Regions from separate parts of the Homo sapiens genome. Here region 2 is linked to region 1. Evidence: chromatin contacts called from ENCODE Hi-C or POLR2A ChIA-PET data. All regions are on one chromosome and are shown on one strand. The core of a region is the stretch at or near the end of the contact, and the rest is flanking DNA. Distances in the headings are between cores, read along the strand shown.

Evidence for each region. A loop is a pair of places that touch in the nucleus more often than their neighbours do. ChIA-PET counts read pairs that join two places held with the same protein, here RNA polymerase II (POLR2A). Pooled maps may share reads with other maps.
Region 2: a loop to region 1 is called in a pooled map, with 2.1 times the contacts of the local background. The contact joins two enhancer-like sites. A Hi-C loop is called at or near these places in 2 of 168 maps with a recorded cell type or tissue (OCI-LY7 and psoas muscle) and 6 of 50 pooled maps. POLR2A ChIA-PET finds 5 or more read pairs at or near these places in 8 of 52 experiments (A549, H1, OCI-LY7 and 3 more).

What each region holds. Positions count from the first base shown.
Region 1 is chr20:49,748,229-49,754,272 of GRCh38, reverse strand. No RefSeq gene overlaps it. Among named protein-coding and RNA genes, the nearest start is that of B4GALT5, 37 kb to the right of the region's middle. RefSeq lists an enhancer at 3,351-3,440. Within about 2 kb of position 3,542, at least 14 of the 41 ENCODE cell types and tissues checked have a DNase peak (open chromatin) inside an H3K27ac peak, as active enhancers do; they include OCI-LY7, where a contact is called at or near this core.
Region 2 is chr20:49,829,577-49,835,620 of GRCh38, reverse strand. The region is part of intron 3 of SLC9A8 (solute carrier family 9 member A8); the gene reads right to left. It also overlaps the pseudogene GLYR1P1. Among named protein-coding and RNA genes, the nearest start is that of SLC9A8, 20 kb to the right of the region's middle. Within about 2 kb of position 2,883, at least 9 of the 41 ENCODE cell types and tissues checked have a DNase peak (open chromatin) inside an H3K27ac peak, as active enhancers do; they include OCI-LY7, where a contact is called at or near this core.

The sequences.
Region 1 (6,044 bases), core at 2,293-4,792:
CCCTGATCTCAGCTTTGCTTCATTCACTTAATGGTGGATCTATCTCTAGATTTTCAGAAAAGCTGGACAGGACTATGTGATGAATCAGATGTAAAAAGTGAGTGAAAGGCCAGGCGTGGTGGCTCATGCCTGTAATCCTAGCACTTTGGTAGGCCAAGGCAAGTGGATGACTTCAGGTGAGGAGTTCGAGACCAGCCTGGCCAACATGGCGAAACCCTGTCTCTACTAAAAATACCAAAAAAAAAAAAAACCAAAAAAAAAAAACCTGGGCATGGTGGCACACACTTGTAATCAGCTACTCCAGTGGCTGGTGCGCAAGAATCTCCTTGAACCCAGGAGGTGGAGGTTTCAGTGAGCTGAGGTGGCGCCACTGCACCCCAGCACCCCCCAAAAAAAGTGAGTGAAAGAGAGAAAAATCCAGAATTATTTCAGTGTATTTTTGGCTTGAGTAACCAGGTATTTAGTAAGGGAGAAACAGGTTTGGAGGGTGAGGAATCATAAAGTTTAATTTTATTAGACAGGCGTGGTGGTGTGCACCTGCAGTCCCAGGAGGCTGAGGTGGGAGGATTGCTTGAGCCTGGGAAGTTGATGCTGCAGTAAGCCAAGATTGCACCACTGCACTCCAGGGCAGCGGAGTGAGGCTCTGTCTCAAAATAATAATAATAACAATAAAAGTTTAATCTTAACCATGTTAAATTTGAGATTCTTACTAGACATTAATGAGCAGTTGGACACAGAAATTAGGCATTTATTATCTCCACAGTTCTTAATAAGTAAATCTTGCATCTGTAGGTTTTTTTGTACTTAGTCAAAGCATCCCAATAGTTACAATATTTGCATATATGTGTGTACTATATTATACACACACATATATACTTCTATTCATCCATCTATCTCTCTACAATTTACCCGGAAGATGATGCATGAAACTAGTCATAGTGCCTGCCTCTGGGGAGGGGGGACTGTTGGCTACAGGATGGAGGTGGGAGGGAGGCGGGAAGCATACTTTTACTCTGCTTGAATAAAGAACTGGAGACTAAGAGGAAACTTACTTAAGGTCACAGAGCTGGTGGGTAGCAGGGCTGCCATTTGGGCTGAGGTTGGCCTGGTCCCAAGTCCAAGCTCTTTCTGTTCTGACAGGTTCTCTCTCCTAAATGTATACCTCCAGGATCAATGCTGTCTTTCTTGCTGCCTCTCCCTGGTCTGGCTCCTCTGTGTGTCTCACTGCGGCATCTCCTGTGGCTGAGCATTAATAACTGGCTAAAAGGATTCCTGCCTGTGGCCAGGAAAGGCTGGGTGCACTCTTCTTCCCCTCCATTCTGGAAATCATCTATGTAGCCTGTGGCTACAGCTGCAAGTGAAAATAGTGCTGGAAGGTTCCCAGAAAACACACCTGCCCCAAATGGACCAATTTCTCCTGCCTTCCTTTACTTAAAGATTAGAGATGTTCAGAATTCTGGTCACAGGCCTGGGTTATAACTGCTGCTCTTTCACTGCTAATGGTGCTGTGTGTCCTTGGGAAAGTTACTTACCTTCTCTGTGCCTCGATTTCCTCATCTACAAAATGATATTAATAGCAGTAGCTATCTCACAGGACTGTGGTAAGGGTCAGTGAGCCAGCAGGTGTAAACTGCGTGGCTCTCTGCCTCTCTGGCACACCATCAGTCAACAGGCATTGCTCCCACCCCACACATGCCCTTCCCCCACAGTGCCTTAGCACATGGAGTTCCTTCTACCTGGAATGCCTTTCCCTTCCCCTCTTATTAGTCTAACCGTCTAATTAATGACCACTCACCCTTCAGAGCCTCCAACATTTTACTGTAACATTCACAAAGACAGGACTGCTTGTGTCCCAACACCCAGCACACATGGTATTTGGCATATAGTTGGCATTCATTAATTGTTTATCCATTGAGTGAGTGAATGACTAAGTGAATTAATAAGGTGAAAGATCAGTTAATGCTCACTCATTCAATATATGTTCTGTAAATGAGGATAATAAATACCCATCTGACTGTATCATTAGGCTTAAAAATGCTGCGCATTTAGGTCAGGCACAGTGGCTAACGCCTGTAATCCCAGCACTTCGGGAGGCTGAGACGGGTGGATCACTTTGAGGCCAGAAGTTTGAGACCAGCCTGACCAACATGGTGAAACCCCCGTCTCCACTAAAAATACAAAAAATTAGCTGGGCGTGGTGGCACACGCTTGTAATCCCAGCTGCTCCGGAGGCTGAGACATGAAAATCACTTGAACCCAGGAGACAGAGTTTGCAATAAGCCAAGATGGTGCCACTGCACTCCAGCCTGGGGGACAGAGTGAGGCTCTGTCTCAAAAACAAAGAAACAAAAAAGCAAAAATGCTGTTCATTTAAGTGTCTAGAGTGATACCTGGTCAGCAGCACTGAATAACATTTATTATTAGTGCTATTTTATATTATTATCATTTTAAAAATTTTTTGTCGTTTTTGTGGAGACAAGGGGTGTGGGGAAGGGGTTGCCAGGTTGCCCAGGCTGGTCTCAAACTCCTGGGCTCAAGTGATCCTCCTGCCTCTGTCTCCCTGAGTGCTGGGATTACAGCTGTCAGGCACCACACCCAGCTATGATCATTATTATTATTTCGCACAGGTGTTCTTGCATCTTACTGGTGGGCTTAGGCGTTCTTGGCCCTGCTCTCATGGACAGGCCCCTTCAGAGCTTCACCTTGGCAGCTGGATGCACTTCTCTGTCCAAGCAGCCTCAGCCTCCAGATGCAGGAATGTTCCTGTCTTGGGGAAACAAATTCTTAGCTTCAGGCCTGACTTCTGCCTGGCCTTGGCTTCAGTTTCTTTGTAGATAACTTCATTCAGCTGCAGAGCATCATGGACATATCGTGTGGTTTCTGCCCAGTTTGTGGTGACCCATCTCTCTTTGAAACAGGTGCAACTACCCCATGAAACCACGCGTACAAGCTACTCAACCCTGCCCTCCAGCCAGAATTGACTGCACAAAGACGGGCACCTGACTGGTTGAGGTGATCAGATTCTCTGTCTTGAGAATGTGGTGAGTCTTGTGGGCTGTTGCTTAAAGGAAGGGGTTGTGCTGTCAGGTGCTATGGGGCAGTCGGGTTTGCTCATGGGCTCAGGGAAGAAGACAGGGAGAGGGAAAAGAGAGAAGCAGAGATGAGGAAACCTGTGGGCAGAGTCATAGAGAGACCAGGATTTGGCTGCCACAATTCCTGGTGGCCTTTCAGGTGCTCATTTAAGAAATGTGTGAGGCCACTGCACTTCCTGCCCTTGTGTTTCATGTGATAACAGCGGTTCTCACAAAAAGTACAGCCAGGTGGCATAATAGACACCTGTTGTCTTTGCCTTTCTGGCCTTGATGCCCCTTCTGGAAACAGCACCTGCATTCTCCCGGGAGCTACGGGTCTCCTCCTTTCTGTCCGTGGGGGCCAGCTCTGCCTAGCTCTAGGCTGGCCCAGTCACAGCGATTGGTTTAGAAATGGGCATGTGACCAGGCTAGACCCAGTGAGACTTCCTTCTGGGACTTTCTGTTCTCATCCGTGAAAAGACAGAATTGCCTGGCTCTGCGGTTGCTGAGAGGCCATCTTGACCCAGGAGTGGGGACACAGCAAAAGCTGGAGTGCAGCACTGGAAACGGAGGGAGAGTCCCTGGAGCCACATGTTGGCCCTTGGGTCCAGCTGTGCTGGAAGCTGGCACTTGTCCTGATGTTTTCAATTAAGTGACCAAAAATAAAAGTTGATTCTCCTCATGCTTCAACCAAATTTAGTTGGGTTTCTGCAACAGCAGAAACACTCCTGACTGATACTTCTTATGGTGAATTTCCCCTTTTTTTTCTTTCTTTTTTCCTCTTTTTTTTTTTTTTTTTTTTTTTTTTTGAGACAGGGTCTCATTCTGTTACCCAGGCTGGAGAACAGAGAACAGTGGCACAATCATGGCTCACTGAAGCCTCAAACTCCCTGGGCTCAGGTGATCCTCCCACCTCAGCCTCCCAGTAGCTAGGACTACAGGCACTCACCACCACACCCAGCTAATTTTTTGTATTTTTGTAGAGACAGGGTTTCGCCATGTTGCCCAGACTGGTCTCAAACTCCTGGGCTCAAGCAACCTGCACGCCTTGGCCTCCCAAAGTGCTAGGATCACAGGCTGAACCACCGAGCCCAGCCTCCCCCTTTTATTATAGTTGGAGCCAGTTTTAGTGGGTTATTTTCCACCAGATCCATAGATCTTGGACTGGGATATTGAGCCTCCATTCTAATGCCCACACTTCTGTTTCATTCCCAGTGATTTTGTAGGTTCCCAGATTTTGGCCTTAGTTCCTTTTCCTTTTGCTTTTGAGAAACTGCCTGGGATAAAAGAAGTGGGAACTTCCATTCATCAAGCGATTACAATTTCAATAATTGTAACTTCCATGAGGAAGTCATTCTAATCAGCCCCATCTTGGGATATGGTGGTTTAGAGTCAGAAGTGAGATGAGGACCAATGAAGGCAGGATTTTACAAATGAGGAAATGGAGGCTCAAACTGGTGAAGTGACCTGCCAAAGATTACCCAGCCAGTAAATACTGAGCTGGGATTTGAACTCTGCTCTACAGGACTTCAAAGCCTGGCTTTTAGCCACTATCTGTCCTGCCCAGGAACAAGAGCAATCCAATGCACAACCACCTGCCTAAGTAACATGCATTGGAGGCCCCAGGTTTATGCTTTTCCCCCTGCAAATTCCAGGTCTAGGTGTTTAAGAAACAAGCAGACAAGAATAGCTGAGGATGTGTTTCACAGCCCTGAGCATGCAAAACTAGGGCCGGGCGCAGTGGCTCACGCCTGTAATCCCAGCACTTTGGGAGGCCGAGGCAGGTGGATCACGAGGTCAGGAGATTGAGACCATCCTAGCTAACATGGTGAAACCCCATCTCTACTAAAAACACACACAAAAAAATTAGCTGGGTGTGGTGGCGGGCACCTGTAGTCCCAGCTACTCGGGAGGCTGAGGCAGGAGAATGGCGTGAACCCGGGAGGTGGAGCTTGCAGTGAGCTGAGATGGCGCCACTGCACTCCAGCCTGGGCGACAGAGGGAGACTCCGTCTCAAAAAAAAAAAAAAAAAAAAAAAAAAGAAGAAAAAAAAGAAAGAAAGAAAAACTAGAGACAATCTACATGTCTCCGAATGGAACATTAGATAAAATATGATGGCTGGAGGCCAGGCGCAGTGGCTCACACCTGTAATCCCAACCCTCTGGGAGGCTGAGGTGAGCAGATCACTTGAGACCAGGAGTTCGAGACCCGCCTGGCTAACATAGCGAGACCCTGTCTCTATTAAAAATATAAAAATTAGCCGGGCATGGCGGTGCACACCTGTAATCCCAGCTACTGGGGAGGCTGAGGCAGAAGAATCACTTGAACCCAGGAAGCAGAGGTTGCAGTGAACCAAGAATGTGCCACTGCACTCCAGCCTAGGCAACAGAGCGAGACTCTATCTCAAATAAACAAATAAATAAAAACAAGTAAATAAATACAAATTTAAAAAAAAAAAGAATATTTTGTGACACATGAAAATTATGTAAAATTCAAGTTTCAGTACCCAGAAATAAAGTTTTATTGGCACGTGGGCATAGTCATTTGGTTTTTTGTTGTTGTTGTTTTTGTGTGCTGTACAACAGCAGAGTTGAATAGTTGTGGCAGAGACTGTACTGCCGACAAAGCCTAAAATCTATATTATATGGCTATTTACCTAAAAGGTTTGTCAAGCCCCTGGCTTATTTGATTCTTATAACATTTTTATCCCCTTTCTACGAGTCCTATTTTTATCTACTATCACATATTTATTCCCTTTCTACCAATGAGAAGACTGAGAGAGAGAGGTCTCAGAGAGGTTATGCCATGCCCAGGGTCACACAGCAGAAAAAAGCTAGGATAAGAGCCTAGGAGCCCGGCTTCTGAGTTCAGGGCTTAACCCCAGGTTAGAGCCCTCCTAGCTCACAGCCTCTGTGCCTGGGACTCGCCCTGGGAATTCCCTGGCCTTCAACTCGCAGCCCTGTGCTGGTGGAG
Region 2 (6,044 bases), core at 1,634-4,133, 82 kb before region 1:
ACCGATTGTATGATTCTATTTCTTTATACGAAATGTCCAGGACAGGCAAATTCACAGACAGAAAGTAGATTGGTGGTTTCCAGGGGATGGGAGAAGGGAGAAATGTGGAAATGGGGAGTGACTGCTAATGGGTATGAGTTTCTTTTTGGGGTAATGAAAATGTTCTGGAATTAGGTAGAGGTGATGGTAGTACAACTCTGTGAATATACTAAAAAACTCTGAATTGTGCACTTTAAGATGGTGAAATTTATGATATGTGAATTATATTGTACCTTTTTTTTAAAATCACAACCTTTTGAACCATTGCCCCACTGATGGTTGCCTCCAGCTGTTTGCTATTAACAGTGGTGCTGCATTGAACATGCTTGTACATGCCACTCTGTGTTAAGAGTATCTCCCTGTGGAAGACATTCACAAAAAAAAAAACAAACCCAGACTATCTCCCTAGGGCAGATCCAGAGACTACAAATGGCAGGTTTACAAAGCATAAGCATTTTTAACTCTGAAAATATTGCCAAATTATCCTCCAAAGTGGTTGTACCGACTTACACTTCCACAAGAAAGCGTCCCACATCCTCAGTCGCGCTGGATAATCATCAGATGTTAACATTTCTGCCAACATAGTGGGCAAGAAATTGTACTTTAATGTTTCAATTTGTATTTGATTCAATTTGCATTCAGCAATCATCCTGATTACTAGGGAAGTTAAACCTCTTTCCATGGTTTCAGGCTTCATTTTTAAAGCTTAGTGTTTTTCTGCTTTACTAAAACCTCAACTTTCTTTTTCCCTTCTAAATGTATACCAAACCTTAATGCCATGATTACCTCGTTTATAATCACACATGAAGCAGTTACATTTGAAAATCAGTAATTATTCTATTGCCCAAGCCTGCGTCTTTTTATTATTTATGATGTACTAGGAAGCGCTGTAAAATACAATGTGATATTATTGTTATTATTACTTAAATAATCCTTTGTGCAGCATTAAATTGGCAAACTACCACTTTACCTCTTGAGATTGAGGCTCATAGTTAGGTCAAATCAATCTACCCAACAGAGAAAATGAATGTATTTCACACAACTGGCCACCAGATATTATATATGGCATATATATAGTGTGTGTGTGTATATATACAGTATATATATATATACACAGTATATATATATACAGTATATATATATATATACAGTATATATATACAGTATATATATATACACAGTATATATATATACACAGTATATATATATATACACAGTATATATATATATACAGTATATATATATATACACAGTATATATATATATACACACTGTATATATAGTGTGTGTATATACATATACTGTGTGTATATATAGTGCATATAGTGCGTATATACAGTGTGTGTATATACATAGTGTGTGTGTGTATATATATATATATATATATATATATATAGAGAGAGAGAGAGAGAGAGAGAGAGAGAGAGAGAGAGAGAGAGAGACAAGCTAATATTACAAGCGTGCACCACCACGCCCGGCTAATTTTTGTATTTTTAGCAGAGACAGAGTTTCACCATGTTGGCCAAGCTGGTCTTGAACTCCCAACCTCAGGTGATCCGCCTGTCTCAGCCTCCCAAAGTGCTGGGATTACAGGCGTGAGCCACTGCGCCCAGCTTATATTTAAAAATATTCACAAAAAAATAGAAATTGTAAAAGAGTGAGGTTAAAAATAAATAGAAACACAAGTTCTAACATTTTCCTTTGCTCCTAGTTGATCTTTGTGCATACACCTAATTAAGGACACCCCTCAATTCATTCAGAGGATCAGGAGCAATTAATGATTATTTGTTGAGCTGCTTCTTTCAGGATTTGTCACTTTCAATTACTTCTAATCCTCAAAAGAACACTGTAGGGAAGCTCAGAGAGTTTAAGAAGCTTTTCTGAGAGCTTAGGGCCAGTAAGGATGCTGGCCCGTTGGCTCGGGTGCATCCTACCATCTCATCATGCTAAAGACACAGGAGACTGCACTACTGCAGGCTGCCTACACTACTACAATGAACTGCCAATGCTCGCTCGCTCACTCCCAGAGTGCACTGCAGGGCTACCATTATGACTGTAAAATATAAGTATTCCTGGTCAGTAAGGTTACATGAAAAATGTTTCAAATGTATTAATTTTTTTTGTTACCAAGAAATGTTTTATTTTTCTTGCAGTAGTTTTGTTAATTGTGCAAAATCACGTTTTGTTTTTGCCATTTAGACATTATCACACAATCCTATTCTGAAAGACAAGTGTTCATTAAAAACAAAGCAAAAATAAAAATTCACAACTTTAATTACCTAGATTTGCCATTTAAAGGTTTAAAGGGAAAAAAAGGGAAGTGCTGTCTTACAAGCTTTTTCACAAGTGTCACATTTTCTGCTTAAAAGGGAAGGACACGCTAGGCATGGCGGCTCACACCTGTAATCCCAGCACTTTCAGAGGCCAAGGTGGGCGGATCACGAGGTCAGGAGTTCGAGACCAGCCTGGCCAACATAGTGAAACCCCGTCTCCGCTAAAAATACAAAAATTAGCGGAGTGTGGTGGCACGTGCCTGTAGTCCCAGCTACTTGGGAGGCTGAGGTGGGAGAATCGCTTGGACCCGGGAGGGGAAGGTTGCAGTGAGCTGAGACCATGCCATTGCACTCCAGCCTGGGTGATAGAGTGAGACTCTGTCTCCAAAAAAAAAAAGGAAAGGATTTCAAAACAAAGGTGAAACAGCTTAACAAATATTTATAAAAAGGAACTTTACAGAATTGTCAACAATATTAAGACAACACTGACTAACCGGTTACATTACCACATCTTCCTCCACCCCCACCCCCAGAATGTGTCCTGCCAAGACTAGAACAGGCTTTGTGTTCAAACAGAAATGTTTCAAAATCCCAGTGAAATAAACTGTGCTAAAAACCTGACAGGCATCTTCCCTGCCCTCCCACCTCGTCTTCTGCAATCCTCTAACTCAGGTTCTAATCTGTGAAAGGGCCAAAGCCGTGAGTGGGGAGAGGGGAAGGACCCTGCCCCAGTGTGGCTGCCTTATAATATACATTCCACCATAAGTGCTGGTCTTCTGCAAATTATGATTTTGGAAAATCCAACCCATGTAGAGGGATAAGAAATTGACATCCCTTGGGTGACTTCCTGTTCTTATGCAACATCCCAAGCGCCCTCTGGTCCCCTATCCAAGGAGAAATGCTAGGGCCTCGAGGATGTCCCAGACCCACCCCAGAGGGTCAGTCAGTTCAGGTAGGTCAGGCCAGTTCTTTTCACCCCCGACAGACCCCAGGCCTGGAAGCACCGAAGACCATGATGCTGGCTGGAGTGAAGACACTCATTTCCATATCAAGAGCTGAGCCTAAGAAATGCTTATCGTTGGTCAGGCTGGGTCTGGGCCAAAGAAGGGACAGACAGACAGAAAGAAATACTGTCTCCATGAGAGGAAGGTGGGGAGAAGGGAGGACAGAGAGCAGTGGGCATGCAAGGGGCTTGGCAGGGCAGGCTGGAGAATGTGGGACTGCGGGGAGGAGACCAAGGTCAGAGCAGCTCTTCAGAGGCAGGTGAAGAGTCTGTGGCCTAACAGAAACAGGAAGGAGTGTCCCCCAACCCCACTCCTCTTGGCTCCTCACTAATGACCCTGAGGACCCCCTCCCAAGGACTGGAATGCAAATCCAAATACTAGAACAGCCCAGGGCGGGGCAAGCGCCCACTGTGGCAGTGGTGTCTGGGGTGTCACTTCCAGGCAGCGAAGGCCAGATGCTCACCATACTCCCTGGAAAGCCAGGGCCTCATTTTCGCAGGACTCTGCCAGTCTCTTTTCAGTTCACAAAGGCGTCTAAGGAGTGCTAGGTGCACACTGGACACTTAGACATGAACATCTTTCTCTTTCTCAGCTCATCACCTGAGTTTGGGGGCCCCACGGGACCCTCTGTCTGGAGTCTGGTCTGGCTCATCTGGGCCCAAGTCCTCTCCCTGCAGAGAATTCAGCGGGGGACGTGGACATGACTATAGCCTCTTCGCTCTTGGGGAAGCTGTGGGAAGGCTTCCAACTCTCATTGCTGATTCTAGTTCCTTGACTGGAAGGGGTTTGAGATAAGACAAGCTTGGAAGAAGAAAAAAAGCCAGGCAGCTGTTTCTGGGCAGTTTCTATCCTGGGGTGAGAGAGAGAGAGACAGAGAGAGAGAGAGAGAGAGAGAGAGAGAGTGTGTGTGTGTTTGTGTGTGTACACAGCCACCTCCTCGTGTGTGTGCGTGCACACACAGCCACCTCCTCGTGTGGAGGCCAGTGCCCAGCTCAAGAGCTTTCCCATGAGCCAATCCTGCTGACACTCATCCCCTCCATACCAGCCTCAAAGGAAGGGTGCTGCTGTGTGCTGTGCTGATGGCAAGTCTCAAAGTCTGTGTAAAAGGAAATGGAGACAGGTGGGCTGGTCCAGAGCAAAGTCCCAGGCCCCTGACCCCATGTGAGGAAGAGGGAGTTAGCGGAGAGATTAGAGGGCTGGGGGTGGGGGGTCCGACGGCTTAGTGTATGCAGGCTCAGGACACAGCGGACATATTGTTGGACTGGTCCAGTGCCTTGGCTCTTTTGTACACCTGGTTGGCTGCAGCTGCCATGGGAGTCAGAGAGTTGACCGCATTGCCCAGCGCAATGGCTAAGCAGAGATCCTTCTGCATGTATTTCAGTAGAAATCAGGCTTAAAGTTTCCTTGCAGGGTATTTTGGCACTTCTGGTCTAGGAAGATGCTGGCCAACTGTCCCTGATTGAGGATGTCCAAGAGTGTCTGCTGGGCCTGATCTGTCACCTAGGCCAGGGTCAGCACCTCAGTGATCATGGCTATGAAGCTCCCTTGGACTATGTTTACAATCAGCATCATCTTGGCTGCGTTGCCAACTTCACCTAGGAAGGAGGAGGTCTTCCCTATCGCCTGGAAGCAGCTGCTGCAGTCCTCCTATAGGCCCCTGTCTCCAGCTGCTAAGATCACCAACATTCTGTGATTAGAAAGCTGCTGATTCCCTGAGATGGGAGCTTCTGGAAAGCGACCCCCCGACCTGGACGCAATCACCCAGGCCAGCTAAGTGACTATGTCAGCGTCCACCGTTGACATGTCCACGTAGCACTTTCCAGGGCAGATCCCTTGCAGCATACCACTGGGGCCCAGCACCAGGTCCTTGGCCGCCTTGGGATCCAACACACGGGCGAAAGTGATGTCACAGGTTGAGAGGACTTCAGCAGGGGTTCTTCCCAGGCGGGCCCCCTCCTAGATGAACAAATCACGTTTCTTGGCAGTGCGGTTCCAGACAGTCACTGTGTGACCCATTTTTAGCAAGTTAGAGACGATTCCACTTCTCATGAGACCAAGGCCCCCAAATCCCATCTTTTTGTCTGTGATGCTGCCATTCACGGCCGTGCTGTCAGCTGCCCGGATGGAGGTGGAACCAGTTTCCTCTTCACATATTTTCAACTTCTTTGTGATTGCCTGGTAACAGACAGAGATGGCTTGTTTGGCTTAGCAGGAAATGATGGAAATGAGGATCTGCATCTTTAACAGGCTCGCTTCTGGTCGGCTGCCATTTAAATGCAGCCACTGGTCCGGCCATCATCCACTTCAAGGTACCGGACTCCACGATGGTGACATTCTTCTCATTCTTTGGGGGCTGACCCCGCTTCTGGGGACTTTGCTCTTGGATTCTTTTCAGAGGGGATTTGGAGCCTGTCTCTGAAGAGCCCGAAGACACCCCCTTCTTTCCATCTCCCATGATCTTCTTCACTTTTCCTTCAGACAGGCTGTTTGCACTTCTCATCACCTGAGTTTGGCCTGCTTCTCTCCTCACTGGAATTAAGCCGATTCTTGTCATCAGCAGAATTGTGGGATGACGTCTGATCTTTCCCTTTGGGCTCTCCTGAGAAACTCTTTGGCGGCATCCACCGCTTGCTGGAATAGTTTACCCTTGTGAATCTTTATCATTTCCTCTTTATGAGCATGATATGGCTTCAGCTGTTTCACTTTAATCCAGGCATGATCTTATGTT